2 separate regions of the Homo sapiens genome follow, and region 2 is linked to region 1. The links are chromatin loops, found by intact Hi-C in ENCODE. Cell type or tissue: PC-9. All regions are shown on one strand. Links, peaks and the distances in the headings refer to the core of each region. The heading gives the core; the rest is flanking DNA.

Region 1 (7,030 bases), core at 1,665-4,164:
CCTATCATGTATTGCAGAACATTTCACATCCCTGGTCATTGCCTGCATCCAACTCTTCTTCCCACCCCCATTTTTCAATGCCCCCAGGTAGGAGTGGTACCACCCTCAGTTAACTGCATAACTTCAGCCTAATGCTTTATGTTTTAGTATCATTCCTATGATTTGAAAATATGTTGTCATGATCATTAGAACTTGCCTGGAATTAATAAAACCAAATTCTATTATTCACATTATCTTTCATATAGATCCTTAGAGGTTTAAATATAAGTTCTTTGCAGATTTCTTCCTCCATTGCTCTTTACTGTGTATATTCAGTATGTATTTCTTGGGCACAGATTTCTGTATGCACAGATGAGCTACAGCTATTGTGGATTTAATGTTTTCTTTGAAGAAAAGGAATGATCCCTTGTACGAAGTCACCCTCTTTTTAGTAACAAAGACTTATCTCTTTCTTTTTGTTTCTCAAGCACTTGAGAACTAAGCACTGTGCTAAGACTTGACATACTTTAGTCATCTCATCCTCTGGACCACTGTGGTACTGGCTCCACTGGAATCTCTGTTTTACCGATGAAGAAGCTGAGGTTTAGGAAGGATCCTGTCACAGAGCCTTCAGGGGGCAAGGCCACCATCTGAATCCCTCTTACCTGCCATTTTACCTTTGACGTTGCTTTATGTTCTTTATGAATTTGATTCCTAACGTCAGTCTCTCTATCCATCCCGCAACCTCATCACCCTACCTAAATACCACACTCATAGATTCATAATTACAAAACAAAAGTCTACAAAAAGTCATCTATTGATGATGTTGAACATCCTGAAAAGACGGGTATTTTTTTTTCATTTTTGAAGTTTTCAAGCACCCTCCCTATATTTTGTGCCTGAGATGATGATCCACTATCTGCCATGTTGCTATAGCAGATGGATAATTTAACTCAGTAGTAGGAGGTTCTATAGGTTATCACCCTATGAAACTCATATCTTTTGTATTAAAACCTCAATTCTTTATTTTCGAAGGGTGACTAGGAGAAACTTGGCATACTACCATAAATCAGAGAGAAGTTGAACTATAGCAATTTAATTGGATACATATTCATTGACTTCAAACCAGTTTTTTGTATATTTTCAAATAACTGTTGCTAGTTCTGCTTCCTGTTCTAAAATGCTGAAATGGCAATCTTTTCCTTTGTATTCCTATAAGTAAATGCATTGGTTATTAGATTGATACATTACTCAGTTCCTGGTAAAGAAGTAGTTAGAAGCCCTGTTTGCTTTTAAGAATTTACTAATTTGTCATCCTTTTGATTACAAGGAATTCAATTTGCAACATGTGATGTCAATCTTTCTAGGCTTCTTTTGAGTGAGTTTTGAACTTTAGTTAAATAAAACAACTTTTTTTTTTTGAGACAGAGTCTCAGTCTATTGCCAAGGCTGGAGTGCAGTGGCACGATCTTGGCTCACTGCAACCTCCACCTCCCGGGTTCAGGCAATTCTTTGCCTCAGCCTCCCGAATAGCTGGGATTACAGGCGCCCGCCACCATGCCTGGCTAATTTTTGTATTTTTAGTAGAGACGGGGTTTCACCATCCTGGCCAGGCTGGTCTTGAACTCCTGACCTCATGATCCACCTGCCTCGGCCCCCTAAAGGGCTGGGATTACAGGCATGAGCCACTGCGCCCAGCATAAATAAAAAAAATTTAAACTATTATATAATTTAGGATTTTCAGGAATGAAGGTTGATTCTTTATAAACCAAATTTGATTTTGTGAGGTTTTGCAGAATTTAATTTTACTTGGCTAAATATGACTCATTATATGGTCACAGTTTTTTCAGTGATTAATTTGGTAAGAAATATTTTGTTTTCCTTCTTGGCATTATCATGAGTTATGGCTTCCTGTACACATTCCTGCCATTTTAGCTGTGTACTTTTTCTTTGAAGCTGCCATATGTTAACAACCCAAGAGAGATGGTATTTACTGGAGAGATCATCACTTGTTGCTAATTTGATTTTTCAGATTCTCTGAGCTCTTATAAAAGAGAGAGAGCATGCTGATGAATGTTTTCCTGCCCTGACTGCTTTGAGGAGCTAGTGTTTGCTGCCCTGGGCCCTTAGTCCTGTTATGTTTTGGACTTGGGGATGGCCACTGTGTCTAATCCACTTTCCATTGAGGCTTTTCTGTAACTGGGGAGGGCTGGATCACTGTAGGGGTGGACAACCCTGAGTGAATGCACTGCAATTTAATATTTATGGCCGGTACAGAAACCATCAAGAATTGCTTAAGGATTTACTGACTTGGCATCATCAAAAATTTATGAGGCAGGTATGCTCATATTCCACAAGCCTGCATAGTCATAGAATGTCGTTTTATTTTTCTTTTGACATTATGCTTTCTGGAGTCTTAATAACTCATTAACAACTGATGACACACTTTGCTTTTTGGTTTAATTATAACCAAATTTTATTTGCCAAAATGATGTTTAATTTTTGGTGTATTAACCCATTATGAATATCTCTCTTTTCCTATGTTTACTATGACTGCTTTACATTTCCAGTCTCCCCAAATCTGATATTTTCCTTCCCCAAGAAAGAACCAAATACAATTATATTACGATTGCATGGTCTGTCTGGTTTGGACAGGGTGACTGAAATCTTGGGCTTCTTTTTAACTCTGAATTGGATCCAGCATTCTACTTTGCTTCGTATGTACCAATCTTGTTGGGTGAGACATATACATTGGAATTTGGCAAGTGTTTGTATACCCTTCACCCAACTCCACTGTTTTCAGAGACTGAGTAACAGTAGTGGCTGGATGCCAACTTCATGTCTGCCCTGAGAAGGTCACCAAACACGGACATTCCCCCGTGGTCTGGAATCCTGCAAATCTGTCAGCCTTTGGAAGTGAAGTGATTCTCCCCTAAAGATTATAGAGAAATTCTCTGAAGTCAAAGCTGATGAAATGTCTGGAGTTACTCTAGGATAAAATTTTAATTTATTTCAAAAAATACCTTTAGCATAAAATAAAATTTTTGAAATGAATGAAAAATGTTTATCATGCAACTTCTATAACAGAGCCCCTGGTTGCATTTTTTTGCATTATCTTCTGTGCTTGCAGTACAGGAAAGCTTTTTACACACTTGTACTGAGAAAGAGGATGCAATTTTACATCCTCTGTCTGTCCTTAACCTTATAGGACAATAGTGAGAGCATGGCACCAGTTAATCCTCGTAACTGTAGTTTGAGACAAATTTATCATTCCCAATCTACCAATGTGTGAAACTGAGGCTCAGTGAATTAACAGAGTGGCTCAAGTTTCTGTATATGGGAAGTAAAGAACTGGAATGAGACTCATCTGTCTCACTTCAGAGCCATACTCTTCATTATACACTTCTGTGTCCCTGGTTGCATTATAATATTCCAATTTATTATTTTTTATGTACATAACAGTCCAAGGATCAATATACTGTGACTTACTTAACTACCTCCTTATTCTGAGGTGTTTAATGATTATTTCATGAATTTTTTCTGAAGATAAAGTGCCAAGATTGGGATTAATGACCCAAAGAATGCAGTCATTTTTATGGCTTCATACATACTGCAGATTGATTTGCAGGTTATAGCAATTTAATTGATACTACCAATCCATCCTTTCTAATAATAAGCATTATTTTTTAAAAGATTATTAGTATAATAACAGAGTGGTATTTAATTCATGCCTTGTTTTTGCATATCTTTGACTAATACATTCAACTTGTTTTTTTGTGCCTTTATAAGTTTTTTTTGAGACAGGGTCTCACTCTGTCACCTAGGCTGGAGTGCAGTGGCATTATCTCGGCTCACTGCAACCTCCACCTCCTGGGCTCAAGCAATCCTCCCATCTCAGTCTTCCGAGTAGCTGGAAGTACAGGCATGTGCCACCATGGCCTGGCTTGGTAGAGACGGGATTATGCCATGTTGCCTAGAGTGGTCTCGAACTCCTGGGCTCAAGTGATCCACCTGCCGTGGCTTCCAAAAGTGTTGGGATTACAGAGTGAGCCACCATGCCCGGCCTACTTTTTTTCATTGTGTGTTTCACTCACGTCCGTGTGAAGAGACACCAAACAGGCTTTGTGTGAGCAACGAGGCTGTTTATTTCACCTGGGTGCAGGCAGGCTGAGTCTGAAAAGAGAGTCAGCGAAGGGAGATAGGGGTGGGGCTGTTTTATAAGATTTGGGTAGGTAAAGGAAAATTACAGTCAAAGGGGGGTTGTTCTCTGGCGGGCAGGAGTGGGGGGGTCACAAGGTGCTCAGTGGGGGAGCTTTTGAGCCAGGATGAGCCAGGAGAAGGAATTTCACCAGATAATGTCATCTGTTAAGGCAGGAACAGGCCATTTTCACTTCTTTTGTGGTGGAATGTCATCAGTTAAGGCAGGAACTGGCCATCTGGATGTGTACGTGCAGGTCACAGGGGATATGATAGTTTAGCTTGGGCTCAGAGGCCTGACATTCCTGTCTTCTTATATTAATAAGAAAAATAAAATGAAATGGTGGTAAAGTGTTGGGATGGTGAAAAGTTTTGGAGGTGGTATGGAGAGATAATGGGCGATGTTTCTCAGGGCTGCTTCGAGCGGGATTAGGGCGGCATGGGAACCTAGAGTGGGAGATATTAAGCTGAAGGAAGATTTTGTGGTAAAGGGTGATATTGTGCGGTTGTTAGAAGAAACATTTGTCATTTAGAATTATTGGTGATGGCCTGGATATGGTTTTGTATGAATTGAAAAACTAAATGGAATAAGAGAAGGAGAAAAACAGGTATTAAAGGTCTAAGAATTGGGAGGACCTAGGACATCTAATTAGAGAGTGCCTAAGGAGATTCAGCATAGTCCTGCCAGCAAAGATTATTTATTTACTTCAAAAGTTAAGAGCGGCAGTTTGGGGATAGCACCAGGAGATATCAGCTGTGATGGCTTGGAAAAACAGTGTAAACCGGCAGCGTAAACAAGAGCAGGGCATGTATGAGTAGTTGAGAATGGTGAATAGGAGTATAACTAGACAGAAGATAGTAGGGATGACAAGTTTTTTGGGGCACAGTCCAAGTTGGTCTGGTGTCTGGAATGAGACTGGGGCCTAATAAAAAGGAGCGTCCATACAGGAGCTCAAATGGGCTGTACCCTGTAGCATTCCGAGGACAGGCCTGAATTCTGAGAAGGGAAAGTGGTAAAAGTATTGTCCAGTCCTTTTTAAGTTGGTGGCTGAGCTTGGTGAGGTGTGTTTTTAAAAGACCATTAGTCTGTTCTACCTTTCCTGAAGACGGAGGACCGTAAGGGATATAAAGGTTTCACTGAATACTAAGAGCCTGAAAAACTGCTTGGCTGATTTGACTAATAAAGGCTCGTCTGTTATCAGACTGTATTGAGGTGGGAAGGCTAAACTGAGGAATTATGTCTGACAGAAGGGAAGAAATGACTGCAGTGGCCTTCTCGGACCCTGTAGGAAAGGCCTCTACCCATCCAGTGAAATGGCTACCCAGGCTAAGAGGTATTTTAATTTTCTGACTTGGGGCATGTGAGTAAAGTCAATTTGCCAGTCCTGGGCAGGGGCAAATCCCCGGGCTTGATGTGTAGGGAAGGGAGGAGGCCTGAACAATCCCCAAGGGGTAGTAGAATAGCAGATGGAACACTGAGAAGTGATTTCCTGGAGGATAGATTTCCAGGATGGAAAGGAAATGAGAGATTCTAAGAGACAGGGTAGCAGCTTGTAACCTATGTGGAAGAGGTTATGAAATGACAACAGAATAGAATGGGACTGTGAGGCTGCAAGGAGATATTTTCCTTGGTCTAAGAACCATTTGCCTTGTGTGGGAAGAGACTGATAGGTGGAAGTTTCAGCAGGGGAGTAGGTGGGAATGACTGATGTGAAGGAGAAAAACTGGCCGTGAGGGACAGAAGTTGGAGAGCTAGCTGCTTGTCTAGCCACCTTATCAGCATAAGCGTTGCCTAGAGCAATGGGATCTGACGCCTTTTGATGGCCTTTGCAGTGAATGACTCCAGCTTCCTTTGGAAGTAAAGCCGCCTTGAGCAGAGTTTTTATTAGAGGCATTAATGATGGAGGACCCTTGCGTAGTGAGGAAACCTCTTTCAGCCCATGTGACCACATGGTGGTGTATGATATGGAAGGCATATTTAGAGTCAGTATAAATATTGACGTGTCGTCCTTTTGCAAGAGTGAGGGCTTGAGTTAAGGCAACTAGTTCGGCTTTCTGAGAGGTAGTGGGGGGGGGTGGGCAGAGTGGTAGCCTTGATGATAGATGTGGAAGCTACTATAGCATAGCCTGCCTTTGCTGGTGAGTGGCGATTAGGCCTGGTGGAACTGCCATCAATAAACCAAATGTGATCAGGGTGAGGAACAGGAAAGAAGGAAATATGGGGAAATGGGGTGAATGTTAGGTGGATCAGAGAGATACAGTCATGAGGGTCAGGTGTGGTATCCAGAATAATGTGGGAGGCTGGATTGAAGTCCATGCCAGGAACAGTGGTAATTGTGGGACACTCAACAAAGAGTGAGCACAGCTGAAGGAGCCAGGGAGCAGAAAGTATATGCCTCAGGTGTGAGGAAGAAAATAGATTTTGGAAGTTATGAGAACTGTAGAGAGTGAGTTGAGCATAGTTTGTGATTTTGAGGGCCTCTAAAAGTATTAAAGCAGCGGCAGCCGCTGCACGCAGACATGAGGGCTAGGCTAAAACAGTAAGGTCAAGTTGTTTGGACAGAAAGGCTACAGGGTGCGGTCCTGGCTCTTGTGTAAGAATTCTGACCTCACTAACCATGCCTAGGAAGGAAAGGAGTTGTTGTTTTGTAAGGGATTGAGGTTTGGGAGATTAGTCAGACATGATCAGCAGGGAGAGCATGTGTGTTTTTATGAGAATTATGCCGAGATAGGTAACAGATGAGGATGAAATTTGGACTTGACTGAAGTAATGGGGGCTGTCTGTGAAGCCCTGTGGCAGTACAGCCCAGGTAATTTGCTGAGCCTAATGGGTGTCAGGGTCAGTCTAAGTGAA
Region 2 (7,030 bases), core at 3,012-5,511, 50 kb before region 1:
GAACAGGCTGCCACGTTTTTGTGCTGAGGTGACTATAGGAAAACCTGGGTATCTCAAGGACTTTCAGAAACCATGAAGGCTTCATGTAGGAGGAGATCTTGGGAATGTAAGGATGAGGCTGGGAACAGTGGCTCACACCTATAATCCCAGCACTTTGGGAGGCCAAGGCGGGAAGAATGCTTGAGTCCAGGAATTTGACACCTAATCTCTACAAAAATAAAAAAATAAAAATAAAAAAAATTAGCCAGGCATGATTGAGTGTACTTGTAGTCCTAGCTACTCGGGAGGCTGAGGCAGGAAGGTTGCTCAAGCCCTGGAGTTCGAGATTACAGTGAACTATGATTGTGCCACTGCAGTCCAGCCAGGGCAACAGAGCAAGACCCTGACTCAAAGAAAAAAAAAAGGAATGTAAGGACGAAGAGTTTCATGGGAGGGTAGGAATAAACCAGAGCAGTTAAAAGGTACAAAAAACCTGGACAATCTAATGACTAGTTAATAACATGACCTTTTTCTCCTGCGATAAGGAAGTTATACAGGTGCCTGCAGCATGGAACACTCATGGTGAGCAGAGGCCATCAGCACTGGCTGGAGTTTTGTGTGGCTGGAGTGTGGCCACCCTGAGACATCCTCATTATCTGGGTGATTCTCAAGAGGTGATCCTTGGCATCAGTCTAATTTACTTTGAGGTGCAGGGAGGTATCGCCGCATCTGGAGGGCAGTGTGGGCTGTGTAGGTGCACACTTTGATTGGTCAGCTTCCTTTCTTCCACCGTAGGGAGGTGAGGCATCAGACTGCTCCCTGCCGTAACCATCAACTAGAGAAACCCGTCATCAATATTTGGGCTTTCCATTTGAGAAGGAAGATATGTCTTTTCCAAGCTGATGGGCTGCAGCATGGATCTGCAGAAGTGAAGCATTTGAAAGAAACCAGTGTAGAACCAGCTGGCTCAACAGGTCAGAGAGATTGCTTGGTCTAGTATTTTTAACTAATTGGACATGATCCTGTTAACCTAATTTTTGCTATGAAGTATTGGTTGTCTTTTAGAAAATGCTGACTTAGGGATAATATCCAGTAGGTATATTTAGCCAAATGAACCCATCTTACATACATCAATAGCTGCCTTCATTGTTCATGAGAATAGGCTCTTCTTAGGCCAGATGGAGAGAGCCAGACAAATTGTGAAACAGGAAAACCTTGAAGTCTTATAAAGAGAAGTTGCAGAGACTAGTATTGTTACAAAACCTAGAGAAACAGATCACTCAACATCACGACTGTTATCATCATCTATAAGGATTTTCATAGAGGCCAGATACAAACTCAGGGTGCTGTCTGTTTGTAATTTACTCAACTTTCTAACATGCAATTGCAATATGCTTTGTTTCGTGGACAACGACCCAACAACTTGAAAAGAAACTTCCTAATAGCATGTGACATTTCTGGATGTATCACTGGTGGAGACTTACGTGCTTACATGGAGGCCATCGTTTCTGACTGTGGCTTGTTGGGAACCCCCTGGCCAATGTCAGAGATGGGCTGGAAGTAGAGGGCATGTGCTGGGGTCAAGGACACCCAGTGATTTTCGGTTTGGGTGTGATAACAGAAATCAAAGAAGCCATTTGAATTTTCCAATGTCTGTGTTCTGGATCAAATAACTTAGCAGGAGGAGATGAAGTGTTACCATCCCAGAGACATCATAGACACTTTTTGAGTAGAGCCAACAAAAATGGTTTTCTTCCAGTGAACAAAAGGAGAACCCTTTTTAAGCACTGGAGAATGAGGAGCTCCACAGTATGGAAGCTGACAGAGCAGGGGTGCATGAAAGGACAGGAACCACTTAAAAGATATGTTCATTTGAATTTCTCTCATCCCTGGGATTTCAACCCCCCTGCTTTAAAACAAGTGCCTTGTTTTCTCCTGCAAGTCTTCCTTTGATGTGAGGGTCTTAGAAGAACCACTTTTACCCAGTGAGCTTGGTTCTTCTCCCACACGAAACCCATGGTTCTTGTTCTACCCCCTGCTGACTGCATTCCCATTCTCTGTAATGGGATTGTGATGTGGGGGTGGGGGAGGGAGGAGAGGGAAAAGATGGGGGACACAGGGAGGAGGTGACAGTGTCCAAGATTTTCTGTGGATCACATCCCTCCATGTGGGCATGAGGTTCCATCTATTTATTTGGCGTAAATTGAGGAGAATGGTGATTTGCAGCTCCTCTCTGTCTAGCACCATTAGCTCAGCCTCCCCTGGCTTCTTGTTGGTTTTATGTGTCTGGAAAACCAGGGGAGGGCAGCCTGTGACCTCATGTAGCATGCATATGGCTAACGGCAAAGTGAGGGAGGAATAATTATAGTAATAATCACAGTGATGACGTGGAGGGCTGCCTAGGATGCTTTCTAACATTCTTTAGAAATGCTTGACTGGCTTGTATTCATCTGGGGTTGAGTTCTTCATTCCTCAGCTCCTCGGATTTTTCATGCTTCATGTGAAATGTGTTCTGGCAGCTCATGGATGAATTGTCGCTTGTTGTGCATTTGGAAGAAACATGTCACATCTTTTGCAAACCATTGGCACAAAGTGTGAAACAAACTCAACCCCTGGTTACAGGAGGGCTGGCTGGGCCTTGGTTGGAGAGTCTGGGAGCCTCGCGGCAGGGCTGGGCTGGGGAGGCTCGCGGGTGGAGAGGAGCCAGGCCTTCTGCAGTATCCATGCCCCCAGCCACTAGCTAAACTGCCCAGGGCTCCCTGGCGGGGGGCACTGATTATGCAGGGTGCTGCAGGCATCCTCATCACACCTGTGCTCAGTCCACAACATGCAGTCCCTGCTGATGTCAGTCCTCCTTGCAAGTGAGATTTGAAATAATGTAATTCACCAGCTCACAACTGAATGGGAAAAAAAAATCAATAGTTCCTCTTTTCCCTCAGAAACATATCTTATTAGAGTGAGGAGACAGTGAAACAGCAAGGCCTGAATTGGAAAACTGATCCTGAATCTAGGATCCTGGTAGAGATTCTCAAAGAGGGTTGCGTGGAAGCAGCTGTGTGGGAGGGGTCCCATTAATGCTCTTGCCCCGGGGGTAGTGCGAGGCAGCCACCAAACTGGAGTCACGCACAGACTGCAGAGAATATCCCTGCAGCATATCAGCAGTCTCCAAGCTGCTTTTCCATTCGTGAAGATTGTTGTTCTTTAATCTCCACTTCTGGGCTTTGTCTTTCTCTCTCCTCTGTCTTTGCCTTCTACCTGACTGGTTTGCCAAGACAATGGCTTTATGGGACTGAGAGCATTAGACATCATCTGGAGAAAGAGGAGAGCTTTGCATTTTTCTAGGAAATTCTGATTTTCCCCCTCTTTTTTTTGGTAAGGACTTTTCTCTCTTTTTTAGAGATGGGGTTTCCCTCTGTCCCACAGGCTGGAGTACAGTGGTATGATCATGGCTCATTGCAGCATTTTACTCCTGAGCTCAAGTGATCCTCCTGCCTCAGCCTTCCAAGTGCTAGGATTATAGGTGCATGTCACCATGCCAGGCTAATTTTTTAATTTTTTATAGAGATGGGGGTCTTGCTATGTTGCCAGGTTAGACTTGAACTCCTGTCCTCAAGTGATCTTTCCACCTCAGCCTCCTGGGTCACTGGGATTACAGGGTTTTCTTTTCCCCCTACTCCCCTTTTTAAGTAAAGTAGACATCTTGCTTTTCTCAGGAATTCATGAGGCAGAAAAATATTTGCCAAGACAGCAAATGCAGTGAGACAGAAGTGTGTGAGCAATGCTGGCCAGATGGGTGCCCGGAGTGAGGCTTCCCTGCATAGGCGACATCTGCAGCATTCAGGACCTCCCTGCAGGTGTGCCCTCTCCACTCAAATTTATCCTGTCTGTCCTTCTTAGTTAGACTGGTGTTGATACTCATACACTAATTTTAATATCTCTGTTATTTACAAACTGTCATACTTGCTTACAATAACCCTATAAGGTTTGTTGGGCAATATATTGTTTTTATGCCCATTTTGCAGATGAGGCTGCTGAGGGTCCAAGTTCACACAGCCGTAAAAGCAGTGCCCTCACGTCTTTGGCGAATTTTTAATGCAGAGGGAATCCAGAGATGGTTCACACTGATGGCCTGGGAGAGACCAGGCCTTGGACAGAGTGCTTAGTCCAGCAATGGAAAGAAGTCCAGCCCAGCAGAGCCGTGGGTCTGTGGGCCCAAGGAAAAGAGAATGGATGTCCCTCCAGGCCAGGGATGGTTGTCTCTGTGTGCCTAGTGTTGCCTGATTGGATTGGAGCCAAGGTGTATCTAAAAATAGACAGCCTGGGAAGACCAAACAGGCAACTGTCTCAAGTCAGAGAGGTCTGTCAGACGTTCCAAAGAAAGAAATGTGAGAGGAAGAGAAACTGGAAAGCAAGGCCCCGCCCCAGGGCTAGAGGAACTGGTATTACTTGTCTGTGAAAAGAGGGTTTGAACTGGGTGGCGTGGAAGGTCTTTTCTGGTTCTACAATACTTTGCACTTTAGTATTTTATGAAATAAGTTAAAATAAGCTGCCTAAAAACCCCTCATAATTCTATTCCTAGGAGCTCTATGTTAAGTTCCTCCTTAAAGTTCCCTGGGCAGGCTGTGACCATCCACAGGCCACGGTGCTCCAGCTGGCACTTTCCTTAGGGCTGGTCCCTAGAGCATGGACCTGAGCAAAGCCTGCTTTCCAAGCACTGCTGCTGCAGCTCAGAGCTTAGACCTCGCCTCACCATTGTATATCCTCCCGTTTTCTTCTGGAAAGTCGTCATTACAGGCAACGTGGAAAAGTTTACCAGACTATAATCTGGTAAAGGAGGAAGAGGATTGGAAAAGAAGGAAGAGATTTGAAAATCCCCCTTATCTGGCTGGGTACAGATGCTGCTCACCAGGAAATGTAGGTTCCCAATAAAACAGGACCCCCATTTCCAGTTTTCATTGCGTTGTAAATTAAAAATAAAATCTTAAGCCCCCAACCACTGAACGGATTCCCTCTTGGCCAAGGAGACCCCAGAGACTCCATACAAACTGAGTTCCCAGCCCCAGTGGGCCGGGAGGTCGGATTTGCCTTGTTATAATCCCTCCCTTTTGTAGCTTAGACATAACAACAGAGCAGCATCAATGCTAAAACGAGATCATAAGAACTGATGGAACAGACTCTCGGTGGCAATAAGATACCAAATTATAAACAAGACCTAAGGCCATGCCAGGCAGGGATAAGTCTCACACCCCTGCACCTAAAGAGTAAACTACCTTCTGACTGCCACCTGGGTTTTCTTTTTCTCTAGCGGCTAAACGAGCACTGTCCTAGAGATGAGCTATCTTAAAACCATGGCAGTCCTTGCACCGCCAGATGCTGACTGACTGACTCTCTGTTCCACCAGCTGTAACTGCAGCTTTCATTAGAAAAGAGACTGATTTCAGTAACTTTCTTCTGATACAAAGACCAACTGTGGACTGCTTCTGGCCTATTTAGAGACACTTGAGTGCCTTTGTGTTCTGAAAAGACCTTTTACATAGAGGGCCTAATTGTAATACATGTAAATGTTAAGTCTCCACCCTAAGGTGAACATAAGTTGTATATAACATGTATGCTTATTCAGTATGCATGCATTAGGACCACCTTCATGAATATTCATAGCTCCTGCTATAACCTGTGGAATATGTATACTTGGTCAACCTATTCTTGTTTTTTTTTTTTTTTTTTTTTTTTTTTTTAAGATGGAGTCTCGCTCTGTCGCCCAGGCTGCAGTGCGGTGGTGCATCTCAGCTCACTGCAAGCTCCACTTCCCGGGTTCACGCCATTCTCCTGCCTCAGCCGCCGGAGTAGCTGGGACTACAGGCACCGGCCACCACGCCCGGCTAATTTTTTGTATTTTTAGTAGAGATGGGGTTTCACCGTGTTAGCCAGGATGGTCTCAATCTCCTGACCTCGTGATCCACCTGCCTCGGTCTCCCAAAGTGCTGGGATTACAAGCGTGAGCCACCCTGCCGGCCTTGGTCAACCTATTCTGTGTAAATTCCTGTCTTACCTGTCCCTCCCTTAAAGTGCCTGCTAATGGCTTCTGCCGGAGGCTATGCTTCCCAGCCTGTTAGAATGGCAACCTTGCAGGCTGTAACCCCCTTTTAAGAAATAAAGCTCTCCATATTCTCACTCATAGGTGGGAAGTGAACAATGAGGTCACATGGACACAGGAAGGGGAATATCACACTCTGGGGACTGTTGTGGGCTGGGGGGAGGGGCGAGGGATAGCATTGGGAGATATACCTAATGCTAGATGACGAGTTAGTGGGTGCAGTGCACCAGCATGGCACATGTATAAATATGTAACTAACCTGCACAATGTGCACATGTACCCTAAAACTTAAAGTATAATAAAAAAAAAAAAAAGAAAAGGAAAGAATGAAAAAAAAAAGAAATAAAGCTCTCCTTTCTAAATTGATAAATTGTGTGATTTTTAAGTTAACAGGCTATATTTGAGAAACTCAAGGGAGGAATTCTGTTTTACTTGCAGATGTAAAAAAAGACTTTATTAACACATGAAAAAATGCTCACCATCACTGGCCATCAGAGAAATGCAAATCAAAACCACAATGAGATACCATCTCACACCAGTTAGAATGGCAATCATTAAAAAGTCAGGAAACAACAGGTGCTGGAGAGGATGTGGAGAAATAGGAACACTTTTACACTGTTGGTGGGACTGTAAACTAGTTCAACCATTGTGGAAGTCAGTGTGGCGATTCCTCAGGGATCTAGAACTGGAAATACCATTTGACCCAGCCATCCCATTACTGGGTATATACCCAAAGGACTATAAATCATGCTGCTATAAAGACACATGCACACGTATGTTTATTGCGGCATTATTCACAATAGCAAAGACTTGGAACCAACCCAGATGTCCATCAATGATAGACTGGATTAAGAAAATGTGGCACATATACACCATGGAATACTATGCAGCCATAAAAAATGATGAGTTCATGTCCTTTGTAGGGACATGGATGAAATTGGAAATCATCATTCTCAG

The links. Hi-C counts contacts between places; a loop is a spot of excess contacts. Peaks named below come from ENCODE experiments on the same cell type or tissue, not always from the same donor. Only the 100,000 strongest peaks of a DNase experiment are listed, where the experiment ranks them.
Region 2: it touches region 1 in a loop (5-fold over the local background); 2 of 110 quality-filtered maps call a loop at or near these places.

What each region holds. Positions count from the first base shown.
Region 1 is chr1:231,825,607-231,832,636 of GRCh38, forward strand. The region is part of intron 9 of DISC1 (DISC1 scaffold protein); the gene reads left to right. The region is part of intron 12 of TSNAX-DISC1 (TSNAX-DISC1 readthrough (NMD candidate)); the gene reads left to right. All of the region lies in intron 1 of LOC105373170 (a long non-coding RNA gene), which reads right to left. Among named protein-coding and RNA genes, the nearest start is that of DISC2, 11 kb to the left of the region's middle. RefSeq lists an enhancer at 5,753-6,263. In PC-9, for the core only: no CTCF peak of the experiment used is centred there; DNase peaks (open chromatin) are centred at 1,905 and 2,765; H3K4me3 peaks cover 576 bases; H3K27ac peaks cover 1,937 bases.
Region 2 is chr1:231,773,865-231,780,894 of GRCh38, forward strand. The region is part of intron 6 of DISC1 (DISC1 scaffold protein); the gene reads left to right. All of the region lies in intron 10 of TSNAX-DISC1 (TSNAX-DISC1 readthrough (NMD candidate)), which reads left to right. Among named protein-coding and RNA genes, the nearest start is that of DISC2, 41 kb to the right of the region's middle. In PC-9, for the core only: no CTCF peak of the experiment used is centred there; a DNase peak (open chromatin) is centred at 4,357; H3K27ac peaks cover 1,998 bases.